Linked DNA regions of Homo sapiens: region 2 is linked to region 1. A link is an interaction called in ENCODE POLR2A ChIA-PET data of the cell type or tissue named here. Cell type or tissue: HepG2. All regions are shown on one strand. Links, peaks and the distances in the headings refer to the core of each region. The heading gives the core; the rest is flanking DNA.

Region 1 (7,607 bases), core at 1,736-5,735:
TCTATTAACCCTCTCAACTAATAAACCTGGTCACATATCTGATGTGGATTCACTTTTCTCTCACATTCATGATGAGTCTGTCCTAGTAGCTAGCTTCAGAAGGACTGAAATTGTTTTTGTTCACCAATGTAGACCCAGTACCTAGAACAGAGCCTGACACAGAGTAGGCACTCAGTAAGTATTTGATGAATTAACGAGTAGGTCCACAAACAGTTAGTGTCCCCATGTTGTTTGAGATTTCCTTGATGGCCAGGTGTGGTGGCTCACACCTGTAATCCCAGCACTTTGGGAGGCCGAGGGGGGCAGATCGCTTGAGCCCAGGAGTTCAAGACCAGCCCAGGGAACATGGCAAAACCCTGTCTCTATTAAAATAATAATAATAATAATAATAATAAAGGAAAGGAAAGGATTTCCTTGTTAGGTTATAGACATTGGCTAGTCTCATTCTGGAAGGCATGTAAGGATGGCAATGGGACTCTTGGGTTATTGGTGTCTAACCCTAGAATGAATCTCCATGATGGCCAAAAATGTGTTGACCTTGCCAACTTAAGATAGGAAGAGGTTCCTAATGGTTTTATGCCTTTAAATTGAGAGTAGGATGAATTCCTGGGTTATAAGAATTAGTAGAGGCTGGGTATGGTGGCTCACGCCTGTAATCCCAAAACTTAGATGTGCATGGTGGTGCACGTCTGTATTCCCAGCTACTCCAGAGGCTGATGCAGGAGAATTGCTTGAACCCGGGAGGCAGAGGTTGCAGTGAGCCGAGATCGTGCCACTGCGCTCTAGCCTGGGTGACAGAGTGAGACTCTGCTCAAAAAAAAAAAAAAGTATCGGTGGAAACATGCCCAGTGGATCCATTTTGCCTATAGTGGACTACTTTAGGGTCTACTGGTATTTGATTTCTAAAGTAAGAGTTGGGTCTTTCTCAAACATGTAACTCAAGCCAGTTTCAGCAGGATGAGATGTCATTAGTCTCTTGCAAAGAATTGTGACAAAAAAGTGATCCAGTGTTATCTGAACACAAAAACCAAGAGGGAAGATTTGAGTAAAAAACAAACTGGTTATTCCCCATGAAATTTTGAAGCATCTTTGAATTCCCATCATAATGCCCCCAAAGTGTAAAAAGAGAGGGATTGGGTGGGTAAACCAAATATTGAACCTTGGACCATAGCATCCATACTATGGATCACAAGCAAATAAAGTTAATTTTTACAGACAGTTTTGGTCTGGGCTTGCAAGAAAAACAAAATAGGTATTGTCTTTGGTGACATGGAAGAGAGAACTAAATAATAGTGCTGGTTGTTGTGGGTCAGAACTGGAACCCAGGATAACTATGTGAGGATTAAGGATCCTGCAGTAATTCAGTCTGGCAAAATGAGACTGACCAATTATCAGGATGGTCAGTGAATCAGGAATCTTGGGTGCAGACAACATGAGCTATTTTTTTTTTTTTTTTTTTTGAGACAGAGTCTCACTCTGTTGCCCAGGCTGGAGTGCAATGGTGCGATCTCCGCTCACTGCAACCTCCGCCTTCCGGGTTCAAGCAATTCTCCTGCCTCAGCCTCCCGAATAGTGGGGATTACAGACATGCATCACCATGCCCAGTTAATTTTTGTATTTTTAGTAGAGATGGGGTTTCACCATGTTGGCCAGGCTAGTCTTGAAGTCCTGACCTCAGGTGATCCGCCCACCTTGGCCTCCCAAAGTGCTGGGATTACAAGCGTGAGCCACTGCGCCCAGCCAACATGAGCAATTTGAACTGTAATTTCTCTGTTTTTGTATGTGTTAGAAAGAGCACCAGAGATTCATTTCCTGCTTGACAGTGACGTTCTTATGTAAACCTTGCCAAGAGAAACCATCAGGGAGATGGCAGTAGCAGAACTAGAGGGTAGATTTTTGACTTTATGTTCTACTGTTCCAAAGGGGTGAAGCTTTTTAGAGCTTTTCTTTAGAATTAAACCATTAAAGCCTCATCATAGTTTATTAATTCAGTTTCTTCAAAGGTAAAACAGGACACTACTTTACAAGGTTTTTTTATGAGGATAAATGAGATAGTATATGGAGAACATGGAGGAAACTGCTTAGCATATAAATGCTCAATAAATGTAAGCTATTATTACTCATTAGGTCATGCTTCGATCATTTACTGGTATCCCAACCATGTGGCAGATGCCTTGGCACATTTTTTTTGGGGGGGTTGAGCTGGGGGGGATGGGGTCTCACTCTGTTGCCCAGGCTGGAGTGCAGCAGCACAATCATGAGTCACTGCAGGCTTGACATCCCCAGGCTCAAGTGATCCTTCCACCTCAGCCTGCCAAGTAACTGGGACCACAGGTATGGTCCACCAAGCACCGCTCATTTATGTACTTATTCATTTATTTTTATTATTTGTAGAGACAGGGCCTCCCTGCATCGTTCAGGCTGGTCTTGAACTCCTGGGCTCAAGTGATCTGCCTTGGCCTCTCAAAGTGCTGGGATTACAGGCATGAGCAACCATGCCTGGCTGTCACATAGATAAATAAAGCACAAATCTAAGCATGGTTCCAACTGGGAAAGGAAGCCCCAAATCCTGGTAACTTTTAAAAGCCTTGTCCCATGAGTGTGTTTCTTCCAGGAAGGCATTGGTTACCTGGGTGATCAAGCTTCTGTTTTTCATTCCTCCCACAAACTTCCCTTTTTTCTGATGAATGGGCCCTCTTTATGAGTGTTGTGTGTTTCCAGCAGGCCCTTTGCCCTAAAGCTGGACACAAAGGAATGGGAGAGACACCCTGTGAGTAATACAGTGGTTCATGGAAAGGTCCCACTGATGTGGTCCAAGTGGGCTTCAAGGGGGTTGTGGAAAGCAAGCTTGGCCTTGAAACATGAAAAAGATTTAAAAGATAGGGATAGGGATATAAGTAAAGGAATGATAGGTCTACTGGGCATATTGGGCCGAGGGGATGGTGAATGGAAGTCTTGCACCGTAAGTAAGATGTTCGAAGTTTCTCTGTAGGCATTCATTCACCTGGAAATATTAAACTTCACCTCTGTAACAGGATGTTAGCCCAGAAACATGGCCTGAGAAGGGAGGAGGACTGGTTCCTCAAAGACAAGTCAAGGGGCTGTTACAAAAAGAAAAGGGGACAGTTGCCAAATAGGCAAGGAAAAAGTCTGAATCTCAAGTAGGTCTCAGTGTGGTCCTATACCAACATCAGCATCACCTGGGAACTTGTAGCAATGCAAATTCTCGGGCCCCACCTCCTACCTACTAAATCAGCAACTCTGGGAGACATCCATAGATATTTTTAAATTCTACCATCGGCTGTATGTGGTGGCTCACATCTCTAATCCTAATGTTTTGGGAGGCTAAGGCAGGAGGATCACTTGAGCCCAGGAGTTCAAGACTAGCTGGGGCAACATAGCAAGACCCGAGACCCTGCCTCTATTAAAGAAAATTTTTTAAAGAAAATCTACAACCGTGGAATATAGGAATTCTTTTACATTTTTTTTTTAAATGGGGAAACTGAAGATAAAAGGTGAAGTGACTTGCCTAAGTTCAAACAGCTAGCAGGTGGCAAAACTGAGCTTTGAAGGTTGGTTGTATGATTCCAAACCCAGAGTGTGTTTTCACGTCATTACAGTTGGAGAGCTGATCAATATGAGGCACTGTTATCATTATTAGTAATCAGCATTACACGGAAGGAAAGGAAAGGGTTGGGGACGGTGTTTTCAATACAGAGGAGGCTGTGGGGAGGGAACGGGTGAGGCTGCGAGGAAGAAAAGGGCATCCTTGAGTCTTGGAGCATCTAAGTCTGCCCCTCTCTTACCTCTTTGGCCCCATCTAGTTGTATTTTTTAAGCCAACGCCCATTGTGGTGGCCTTTGAAGGGAGGAAGTTGCACATAAGGAGTACCTACCTGTTTGGTGCCAAGGGCTCAAACTCCACCCGTTTGCCCCGTGCCCACAGCGTTGGTGCCACAGGCAGCGTTACATGAGGCTCCGGCCGCTGCTGGCCAGGTCTCCTGCCCACAGCTGGACCTTGGAACTCCGCCCCTTAGGCCCTCCCTCCCCGCCTGGCCCCTCCCCGCTTCCCAAGGTGGCAGTGGCTCCCAGTAAGTCAGAGCTGCGGCCGCGGTGCGGGGAGAGCACAGCGGGGAGGGCGGGAGCCGGCTCTCGGGCGGCGGCGCTGAAGTTTCCTTCCCGCCGCGCTCTCACCCCGGGCTGGCGCCCCGTGCCATGCGGGAGCGCTGGGGCGGCGGGGCAACATGAAGGGCGGCGACAGGGCTTACACCCGAGGTCCCTCTTTGGGGTGGCTCTTTGCTAAGTGCTGCTGTTGCTTCCCGTGTAGAGGTGAGTGGCTGTCGGCGGCCTTGGTGCCTTCTGTTAGCCAGACTGGTCGCGCTCAGCGCGAGGGAGGGTGGTAGGGAGGGAAGGGTTGGGGAGGCCTCTGGGGTAGGCGGATGGGGCTGGGGATCAGGAGGGCGGCGAAGTGAGAGAGTTTGCTGCGATCCGTTTCACAGTTTCCCAGACAGAACGCGCGCGCTCGCTGGCTGGCGGTGAGGTTCTGACTTGGATGCGGAGCTGCTGTTTGGGAACTCAGTCACCTAGCAGCGACTTTGGATGTCAGGGCGCCAGCCTGCTAGGGAGTGGGATGCGGACGCGGGGGTGGGAAGGGGACGCAGAGCCGCGTGTGTCCCTATAGTGGCGGAGAAGTACCTCACCTCTCATTTACACATGGATCTCAGCTGCGGGATTAACGTGTGACTCCTGGCTACAGGAATGTGTTTGACACCTGTCTGTACACCAGGAACTATTTTTGCCAAGTGACAATTTTCTCGTGGGACTGGAGCACATTTTTTTCTGCCTGGGTTTTCACAGGCCAGCGTGGATTTGTAGCTCCGGGCCGGAGCTTGGCTCATTAATTAACAACTCTCTCTGTGCCCAGTTAGGACTGTATTTAATTATTCTGCTAATCTTAACGTCGTGGAAGAGACTTGCAGGAAGCAACCAATTTCCCCCAAAGCAGCCGGCGAACAGGAGGGCGAGAAGGATCACAGAGGGAGGGTTCTCAATTGTGTGGCTTCTTCTGAAAAAAAAAATCAGAACCTTCCCAAATAGGATAAGCAGATGCTCCTAAGGCTGTTCATGTCACTTTAACACACGCTAGGATAGCGGGGGAAGACTGTTTTTGTGTGGGTAGAAATGAGAATGTAGCCCCCTACTTGACATTTGCCCTTTTAAAAAGTTTCACCTTTTGGGCCTCTGGCCTCCACCCCCATTTACAATACCCCACCCAGTCTCCCATCCCATCTGCTATGCAAAATCCTAATGGAACTTTCTGGCTGAGTTACTGGTGAATAAACTTCATCCAAGCCACCTTTCAGCATCCTCTGTGCCACAAACACACAACATAGCCCTGAGAAATTTTCTATCCTGAGCAGATATAAGGTTACCAAAACTAATTAAATCTGAATGACTTTTCCTGCGCGTCATTAAGGTCATAATCTTAGCATCAGATGGTCTCAATCTCTGTATTTAATTAGAGCAGCCTGGAACCGTGTGGTTTTGAGCTCTAGAAACCAGAATTCAGATGAAGAAGGAATGTGAGGGGCCAGGGACCCTCTAAGTCTGATTCAGAAACATTCAAAACCAAGGCTGGGAATTGAGGGAAAGGGGGAATAAAGCGCGGAGGAAGCAGGAAATGGCCAAGGGGAATCTGAGTGGGTGGGTTCGCTCGAAGGCTGCCCTGCTTTCCCCGCAAAGAGTTTCTCTGCAGGATTTCTTGGGAGTCCGTTTCCTGTCAGACAGAATGTGGGGGCTGGGGTGGTGCTTATCTGAAGTCCCCACAGCTGCCTCCTTGAGTCCAGATGTGTGACAGCCCTGGCTGCCCTTCAGGGTAACTCTCTGGGCGTCTTGCTGGCCCTTGCTTTGTTGAGGAATTGCCCGACTTTCACTCTCGCTGTGATGCAGGGGAGGGCTGGGGAGCTGGCTCCAGGGCCTGGTAAGTGCCTCCTGCCTAGGGCCTGTGAAGGCAGTGGCTGCTGGCTCCGTGGCTAGGAGAGGAGGCGTGCGAGTGGCTATCGTAGGAGCGGGAGCTGAAAAGGCTAGCGACCCTCAGATGAAGACTGAGGGAGTCAGAGGTCCAAGCAATGAGACCAGTTTAAAAGGGAAAAGAAGGGTGGCAAGGTGGGTGCCCGGGGCCTTCTCCTGCTTTACTCCTCACTCCCCTAGATCTGAAATGTGTGAAGATGAAAAACGGGCTCATCAGAGGACGATGGTGGGGGAGGTGAGTTAGCCACTCTCCAAAGAAAACTCCTGCCTGTGGCTAGGCTGGGGGTCGTGTCTGAGGTGTTGGGCATGCCCTGAGGCTCCCTCAGGCTCACTCTAACCGAAAACAGTCTCCACTCAGCCTGTAGGCATCAATTTGAAAACAGATTGAAAAGATAAGGTCTGTATTGAGCCTGAGTGCATGGCCCAGAGTCCGTGGACTCTTTGGGAAGAGGCTTGCCCAATTGCAACACCCAAAAGGGCTGAGGGGAGAGTCTTGAGGCTGTCTCTCAAGTGGAGGGTGTGCACTGCAGGGGACTGACTGCCTCCCTTTTCAGTTGAACCAGTTCCTCTGGTCTTAGGGAAAATACAATGGAAAGGCAACCTCCACACTCCACCTTGTAGATAAAGGCGGCCGGTTGTTTGGTCTCTATCCCTTCTCTCTCAGGGAGAACTTGGCTGTCTCCTGCGGCTTGAGTAGCTTGACTCTGAAGCAATGACTCAGAGCCCACTGCTGTGGTTCCCAAGGCAAGGGGACTTGACCATCTGACTTCCAGTCATGCAGGATTTAAAGGATACCTCCTTCTAAAGTCTGAGGAAAAGGACAAAAGTAAAAGAACCAAGAGGAAGTGGAATGTTTTGGCTATTTTTGACTTGAAGCTAAGTGAGCTACATTGGGATTTCTCTGGTGAATTCTGAGTGGTTGTAATTGTCATCACTAGGGTCAGAGTCAAGGATTTAGATAAAGTACCTGTGTGGTCTTTAAATATCACATTTGAGGAAAATATGGATGAATTTCACTGAACTTATCTTTTGATTTGGAAGAGTATGGAAAGCGACTATCTTGTATTTTTCCCTCCACCCCCACCCTCCACTTTTTTTTTTTTTTTTTTTTTTTTTGATACAGGGTCTCACTCTGTTGCCCAGGCTGGAGTGTAGTGGTTTGATCATGGTTCACCACAACCAGGATCTCCTGGGCTCCCACCTCAGCCTCCCAAGTGGCTGGGACCATAGGTGCATGCCACTACCCCAGGCTAATATTTTTATTTTTTGTAGAGACAAGGTCTCACTATGTTGCCAGGCTGGTCTCAAACTTCTGGGCTCAAGTGATCCTACTGCCTCAGCCTCCCAAAATGCTGGGATTACAGGCGTGAACCACTGCACTTAGCCTTTTTGGTTCTATTGAGTATGAGTACAGAAAGCAGGTTTGATGAAAGATGATTTTTCTTCCCTATCTTGAAACTGGTGTTGAAAGGCAGGAAAACTGAAAACCAAGGATAGAAAGGAAATAGATATCGGGTAAGAAGGAAGAAAGAAGGCAAATGCATTTATAACTGCCTTTTTGAAGGTGAAAAACAACCA
Region 2 (7,607 bases), core at 1,452-5,451, 51 kb after region 1:
GTAAAAGCCAGAGGCATAGCACTGGCTTACCACATGCTTGTTGACCCAGCTCCCAGTAGCTTTTCTGACTTCCTTTCTTACTGATCCCCCCGGCTTACTCCACCAAGGCCACCCCAGGCCTTGCCTTGGGACCTTTGTGTTTGCTCTTCCGCCCAGAAGGCCCTTCGCCAGATGGCGTCACCACCACTAGGCCTTGGCTCACATGTCATGTCATGAGACTGGCCCTGATCACCTCTTCAATCTGCACCCCCTTTTCCAACCCCAGCACTCCCTAATCCCTTCCCGTACTTTGTGTTTTGATGTAGCACTTCTCACCACCTGTCATACTTTTCATTTTGCTTATTTTATTTTTATAGTCTATTATATGTGTTTCCCACCAGAATGTAAACTCCGCGAAGGCAGGAGTTTCTGTCTTCTGCCCACTCCTGTATCCATAGTACCGGGAATGGTGCTTCATACTTTAAAAATTGAGTGAGCGTTTGCCTTTCTTACTGTTGTTGAGAGGGTTCTCTGGACTGGGGTCTACAGCTGGCCTGGACATTCTGCCTTGTGTCCTAGCTTCCTGAGGATGGAGCTGTCTCAGTCCCAGGTTTGCGGCCTGCCTTCACCACCTCTGACATGGCTGTGTCTGTCCGTTTTCCTCAGATGCATACTCTCATTCCTCAAGCGAGAATGGAGGCAAGTCCGAGTCCGTGGCCAACCTGCAGGCCCAGCCCTCCCTGAACTCCATCCACAGTTCCCCGGGTCCCAAGCGCTCCACCAACACTCTTAAGAAGTGGCTGACGAGTCCTGTGCGTCGGCTTAACAGCGGGAAGGCAGATGGAAACATCAAAAAGCAGAAGAAAGTTCGCGATGGTCGGAAGAGCTTTGACCTGGGATCTCCCAAGCCTGGGGATGAAACAACCCCTCAGGGAGACAGCGCTGATGAGGTACTTACAGGGGGCCCTGGAGTTGTCCATCAGGAGGGCCTTCTGACATGTCTCCTTCCTCAGGTTTTGTCAACTAGGCCATCTCAAATCTCCATTAGTGTGTTACCTTGAGCCTAAGTGATTTGGATTCTTTTTATTCTTAAGACATTGGCCAGTTTGATTTGTGGCTGATTCAGAAGCTGACTAGCCCCTAAGACTTCCAGCAGACAGAAACCATTTGCCAGATTTGGAGATAGGACCTGGGCCTGAGGGGAGTCATTTGGTCATTAGTTCCCTACCTCTACTAAGGACTACATTAAAACCAGCTAGACCTGTTTAGATTTAGAATAAAAGAATGAAGATTGTTTCATTTTGAAAACAGGACTGTGCTGGGAGATTGTAGCTGTTTTCAAGTCTCTTGAGCAGTGCCACACATCAAAAGGAATAGATCATCCAGAGTTACTCCAGATAACTATGATGAACAGATGAAGATTACAATAGGCAGGGTTTCCGCTCAAAGAAAAAGTTTAATCTAGGAGTCAGTCAGTGATTAAATGGGCCTTCATGAAAACTAATGAACGCCCATACTGGAAGGTTTGAGAGACTGTAGCCAAAGTTAGGCTGGATGAAGCTGAGATTCTGTAACCAAAAGACAGTGGATATGTTTTGGTTGGGGAAATGAGATACCTGTTTTATTTGGCACACAATCCTGCTCTAATCACTGATGTGGCTAAGAAATTCTTTGTGATGTGTAACTGGACCCCCTCTTGTTGTGATTTTATGCTACCTGCCATTTCTCCCTCTGGAAATGGCAGCTAAGCCTGGCGGCATTTGGGCTATGGTTTCATAGCCCTACAAAAATGTAAAAGTTAGGCTCTCTCTGACTACTTCCAGCTTTTTCTTTTCTTGCTAATCGATAAGATAGATAGTTTCTGGTTTTGCTTCTTTTTGGGGGTGTGTGTGTGTGTGTGTGTGTTCCCCACTGGTGCTCACTCTCATTTGAAATAAGCAGGTGTATCCATGTATCAAAAGAGGAAATTGCGACTGAACAGTTAAGAGTGAGTTGAGAGAGGAACTCTCCTCCTATGTATTATTTTTGTTAATGTCAAGTCCAGAACCACTGGCATGTTTGTGACACAGTAACTAATGCTGCTCTTTTGTTCTAGAAGAGCAAGAAAGGTTGGGGTGAAGATGAGCCGGATGAAGAGTCACACACACCCCTCCCACCACCTATGAAGATTTTTGACAACGACCCTACACAGGATGAAATGGTAGAACTTCTTTACTTGCTCACTTAAAAGAGCAACGTGCCGTGCGTGATTTTGTTTTTTGTGTGTGATGGGGGTAGTCATACTCTTTCTCCCATGTTATCTCGTCGTCCACATGAATCCATGTTGATACCAATTGTGTCTCTATTTGGTAGGTGTCCCTTCCCCAACCCTGGAGGTCCAACTTCATTCTAGGCAGTGGAGGGGGTGTGTGCAGAATTCTCAAAGTGGGAATCTGCCTGGTGTCTTGTCCTGTTGATAAAGGGTAATGGCTCTGTCTTTGGAAGCAGCACATCCTAAAAGGAGCAATTCCAGGTAGTTCCAGTCCACAACCATTTTGTCGTACCTGACTGTACAACCTGCATGTTAGTTGTTTTCCCTATAGTCAACTCTAAACTCTAACTAATGGTAGCTACCAGTCAAGCCCAGTGTTGGTCAAATTTTGCAATGACGGTATGAGGAATGAAGATGCTGCTAAGGGGAAGTTATTGTCAAAGGTGGGCAAACTTAATATGCGAAATTGCCTGACTTTGCTTTGCAAGATTCCCCGGCCCGCTGGCATGCATAGGCTCACTGGTATTTGAAATATCGATGCCCCCTGTGTCTCCAGTCACCCGGTGATCATCCCAGTTGTTCTGGAGCAGAAGCGTAGGTTAGACGTGCTTCCAGGTACTGACCCGAGGCTTGGGGCAGCTTTATGTTCTCCCTCACTTGTCACTCAGTCTCCTTGCAGCTCTGCTTTCACATCACCTTTTTTTTTCTGCCTTAAGTGTTGCTGATTCTCTTAGACTCTGGACGTGGAAGCGGCAGGTTTGGGTTTTGACTGTATGGCACTTTCCATTTGCTTTTTCAAGTGCTGTTTTGTTGCAGTGGTGGTAGTGGATGTGGCAGCTTGTCTACCTGTCCCTCCAGGCTCTCCTGTGCTCTCTAGTGCTCTGCCCTGTAGTGGGACAGCCTCCTGCGGGTGTGTCCTTTCTGGTGACATCTCAGTTCTTATTTTAATTCTCTCTGCTTTGCATTTGAATTGTTAACCCACAGACATTAACTGAAGTCTTCCTCTGTGCTAGGCCGGAAGGACAAAGTCTAGGGACTCTGAGATGTGGCAGCTGCCCCCATGATGTGACTCACCTAGTCGTGGCCCCTCCTAGGTGATGTTGGTGGCCCTGTCTTCAGGGCCAGCTCTTTGACTCTGGATTATTGGGAAGAGACATAGTAGGAAGGCTGGTGTTATACCATCCTGGGTTCCTGAGACAGAAGTGCTGGTGCTTCACCTTGAGATGGAAATGAGACCTGCCTACTTGTAATGTATTTTATAAACAGCGATCATGGCCTAAGGAGTAGGGTGCCCATGTCTCACACAGCCCTCTGTGCAAGGGCCCCACTTGCATAAGGTCACCACCTTCTCTCTCTAATTCCCTCAAACACAGCTTGTTTACAGAAATGGATGTTACATTGTTTCTGGATAATTTTTAACCCAGAATTCTGACTTACCTTTATTTGTGTAGCCTTTTCCTTATGCAGAAATGGGGCAGATGGCAACAGTCTCCTTTCAGATACATGAACTCTCCTTATTCCTGCTTGTTTGATTTCTGTATGTTTTTTATAAATGTTTGGGAGTGGGATGAACTTCAGAGCATCTAGCAAATGGAGTTGGATGTATTAAAACAATTTTTACAACACTGTCAAAGGAATTTTTAAAAGTTCACCGTTGTAATATTGTGCAATTGTCTTCTCCTTGTTTCCTTCTAATCTTTTTCTTATGTGTGTACGTTTTACTTTTACAATTATAATATGCATATGTTGTGTCCAATGTTTTATTTACTACCATTTCCTAAAATTGCATGAATTTTTTTCTTCCTAGCTGTAATTTTAATAGCTGGAGAAAATTTTGCTTATTTGCTGTTCCATAATGTGTTTGATCAGCCTGTTGGGGACATCCTAACAGGGTGTTTCCATTGTTTGCTACTATGGCTAATACTACTACATACAGATCACTGTGTATATACAGCATTTGTTCTTTTGACTTCTGTCCTTGGAATAAATTCCCAGGAGTAGGATTACTAGATTAAAAAGAGGATAGCTTGATTTTCCACATGGACGTAAGCTTTTTCCTGCAGTCCCCAAGAGAGGAAAAAGAATATTGTTATATCTTCCTTAATTATAATTATTTTCCTCCCATCTCAGAAGCAAAGACTTAATAAAGTAACTTAGATTAGATGAGAAGCTTCATTTTTGAAACTTTCTCTCTAACCCAAGGGGCAAACTTGAAGGAGCCTATGTCCTGGCCTTGGGAACACCACTGCCCCCTGCTCTGATAAGCTGGAAGTAAAAGCACACACAAACGGTGCAGGGTTAACTATTTCTCCCCCAGTTTCTTCTCAGGTAGAAGAAGGAAGAAAAAGCCAAACAAAAAACCACCATCCTTCAGTGAGCAGGAAGCCCCAAACCATTGACCACACAAACAACCACATGGACAACTCCTCACTGCTGGTGCAGGGGAAAAGGGACACAGGGAGGTCCTGGAGTCGTCTCTCTTTACTATGAACAGGGTAGTTCCTAGCTGCTTCAGGACTCCTGCTAAAGCCTTTTATTACTTCCTAGTGTTCCAGTTCAGGGGCCTTACCAGAGCCAGCTATGCTTTGTGGAGGGGTAAGGGTGTATGTGTGTCAGGGGCAGAGCGGGAGAGGAAGACAGAGGGAGAGAATATAGGAAGGGAGTATCTAGCTTGCTGGTCTCTAAGGGTCCTGCCCCTAGCATTTTTGCTGGACACATAATAAAGATCTATATCTAAGGCTGTAGTAAAGCAAGGACTGTTTCCCTTTTTTGGACACACTCAAGGCTGGGTTTGTTGAATCCTTCACACCCCAAAACAGCAACGGGCAGCTGTGTAGTGGCCAAAGTCTCGTTTGCCCACAGAGCAGTAGCCCCCGCCCTCCAAGCTGTTGCTGTCAGTAGGTACAACACTAGTCTGTAGGCCTCCCAGGAAGTCAGTGATTTCTCCTCTCCCCTCCTTCATAGGCTTGCCTAAGGATAGCCTAGTACCATCCATTTGCTGCTGGCTAGAATTCCTAATAAGGGGTTGGGCAGGCCTGTATGTATTACACCCACACTCTTCTCCCTCTGTCACCTCTTCCGTCTAAACACAGAACTTTGCTTCCCTTCCCTGGCTTGAGCTTTGGACTTTCTGTTTTATTTCCTGATCACTGTTCCTTATTCTTTGCTAATCTGCTTTTCCTCTGCTGCCCGATGTCTTGCAGTCCTCCTCTTTGCTAGCAGCCCGGCAGGCTTCCACTGAAGTACCTACTGCTGCAGACCTTGTCAATGCAATAGAAAAGTTGGTCAAAAACAAGCTGGTAAGTGGGGGTCCTGGAGGCAGTTCTGTGTGTGTCTCACCTTCACACTGCTCCAGGCTTGCATCTGTCTGCCGTTTTCTCCTTTGCACCTGTCCTCATTCTTCCTATGTGATTGCAGCTAATGATGGTTTCTAAAAAGCTGTACCCCAGAGTCCTTTTTGACTTTGTTTGGGAATGGGTATAGGGAATTAATACATCATTTGGGGGCTGCAGTGTTGATGAAAGTTGAAAACTATTCAAGACAAACTCACCTCATTGCAAGCCTGATCCAGCGGCCCACAGGCAAGTGGCATTCAGTCAGTGATTGATATGTATTTGGTTAGCCCAGAAGCTAGTACACCGCGATGCTGAGACCCAGAACACACTGATTGGATATTTGACAGCACTAGGAAATTTTATGGGGACTTGGGTAGCCTTCCAGCGTGCAAAGTCTTTCAAAAGTAGACTGCTGATTATAAAGGGGAATGGGCAAAAGTGTGTGGATACCTCACCACAATAAATTAAGAGAGTCAGTGCCTAGCCCTACAATGGGGGGAAAAACTGAACATAAGCCACTGGCAGCCTGTCTAGCCTGTGACTGTCTCATGGACCCATCAGCCCGTTGGAGGGATAGGTGATGAGTCTGAGCAGGTTTGGGGTTTTGGCATAATGCTGGTGAAAGGGCCCCTTTTTGGATAGCTCATTAGGATGGAGCTGTTCCTCCACTCTCCTGTTTTTACATTTAAGTGTATCACCACAGGATGACAATTGGAAGCATTTTCCTTTCTTTCACTCTCATCCATATCACCCATTTAGCTTTTCCTGCAATTCTCATTAGGATAAATGTCTGTGCTTCTGCCAGACTTCTATTGGGCAGTCTTATTAATCACTTGGCCCAGGAGCTAGAGGAAAATGATGGATGCTCTCTATGGAAAGCTACCTAATAATTTTGACTATAGTAACTCCCTTTTCAGATATCCCAGCATATACTATATGAATGAGGTTTAATACATATGAGTTTATTCTTTTCCTGCTAAATTTTCCTTTCTAATTAAAAAAAAAAAAACAAAAACCTGCTGTTTTCAGTACCTAGTGTCAAACTCCTGAAAATCGTCTATTTTCCTGCCATCTTTCCTTTTCCTACCAGCAGGAGTTAAGTACTCTTCTGGGCACTACATTGACTTTCAAAGACCCCTCTCTGACTGCTTCTCACTTGCTCTCCCTCTCCACACCAACCTATATACCCTCTTCATTCTACAAATGCTGTATTTAATTTTTTTCTTAAAGTCATCCTTTTTCTTTCTTTTTTGCATTTTTTCTTTTACCATCTGAGCATGGGCCCTGAATTCATTCCTGGAGTATTGCAGTAGCCATTGCCTGCCTTTTCTCTGCTAAGTCTGCCTTCACACCCAATTGGTCTTCTGTAAACACTGCTTATTGCCTCCCTCTTGGCTACATAAGCAGTGGTCTCCAATGGGGGGGTGCCCTCAGGTACATAAGACAACTTACTGGGGTATGGGAAGAAAATATTAGAGCCTCTTTATATCATTTTAAAATGGTTTTGTGTGTGTTTTCTTATGTATATAATGATAGTACAGTAGCATAAATATAGAATTTATAAACAAGTTACATGTTTGGGGGTACACGAGCAAAATTATTTTCAGTGACAGAGATATATAATCAAAGTTTGGGAATCACTGGCCTATACATAAAGTCCACACTTACCTAATATTCTGATATTTTTGTAGCCTGTTCTCCAACCTACCTTTCCACCATCTAGTTATTTATTTGGTTGTTGAACTCTGTTCCAAACAAATTGTTTTCTTTGCTATCCTCGAACTCACACTTGGCTTTCTTCCCTCCAAGTTTTTGTTCATATGGCCCCATTTCTCTGGAATGTTCTCCCTCTTATGTTTGCTTATCTAGAGCATAGTGGTCATTCAGGGTCCTACTCAGATCTCCTCCTCTACAAGGGCTTCTCTGACCAGCCCAGGCCAAATTTCCATTATAATCCCATGGTAATTACTAAAGCCACATACTGCCTGGGACAGCTCTTAAGCAGCTCTGTGGTGTAATTTGTTAAAATATCGTAATGATTT

Evidence for each region. Peaks named below come from ENCODE experiments on the same cell type or tissue, not always from the same donor. Only the 100,000 strongest peaks of a DNase experiment are listed, where the experiment ranks them.
Region 2: POLR2A ChIA-PET joins it to region 1 with 21 read pairs; 6 of 35 experiments call an interaction of 5 or more read pairs at or near these places.

What each region holds. Positions count from the first base shown.
Region 1 is chr3:124,580,579-124,588,185 of GRCh38, forward strand. All of the region lies in intron 34 of KALRN (kalirin RhoGEF kinase), which reads left to right. It overlaps LOC105374076 (a long non-coding RNA gene), which reads right to left and starts at 3,981. Exons shown (of 4, transcript XR_001740872.2): 1 at 3,896-3,981. RefSeq lists a silencer at 4,205-4,384. In HepG2, for the core only: no CTCF peak of the experiment used is centred there; DNase peaks (open chromatin) are centred at 2,693 and 4,053; H3K4me3 peaks cover 2,362 bases.
Region 2 is chr3:124,631,775-124,639,381 of GRCh38, forward strand. KALRN (kalirin RhoGEF kinase) reads left to right here. Exons shown (of 60, transcript NM_001388419.1): 35 at 646-929; 36 at 2,078-2,179; 37 at 5,434-5,529. Among named protein-coding and RNA genes, the nearest start is that of UMPS, 95 kb to the right of the region's middle. RefSeq lists enhancers at 3,046-3,547, 6,396-6,990. In HepG2, for the core only: a CTCF peak has its summit at 4,489; DNase peaks (open chromatin) are centred at 3,257, 3,607, 4,137 and 5,197; H3K4me3 peaks cover 583 bases.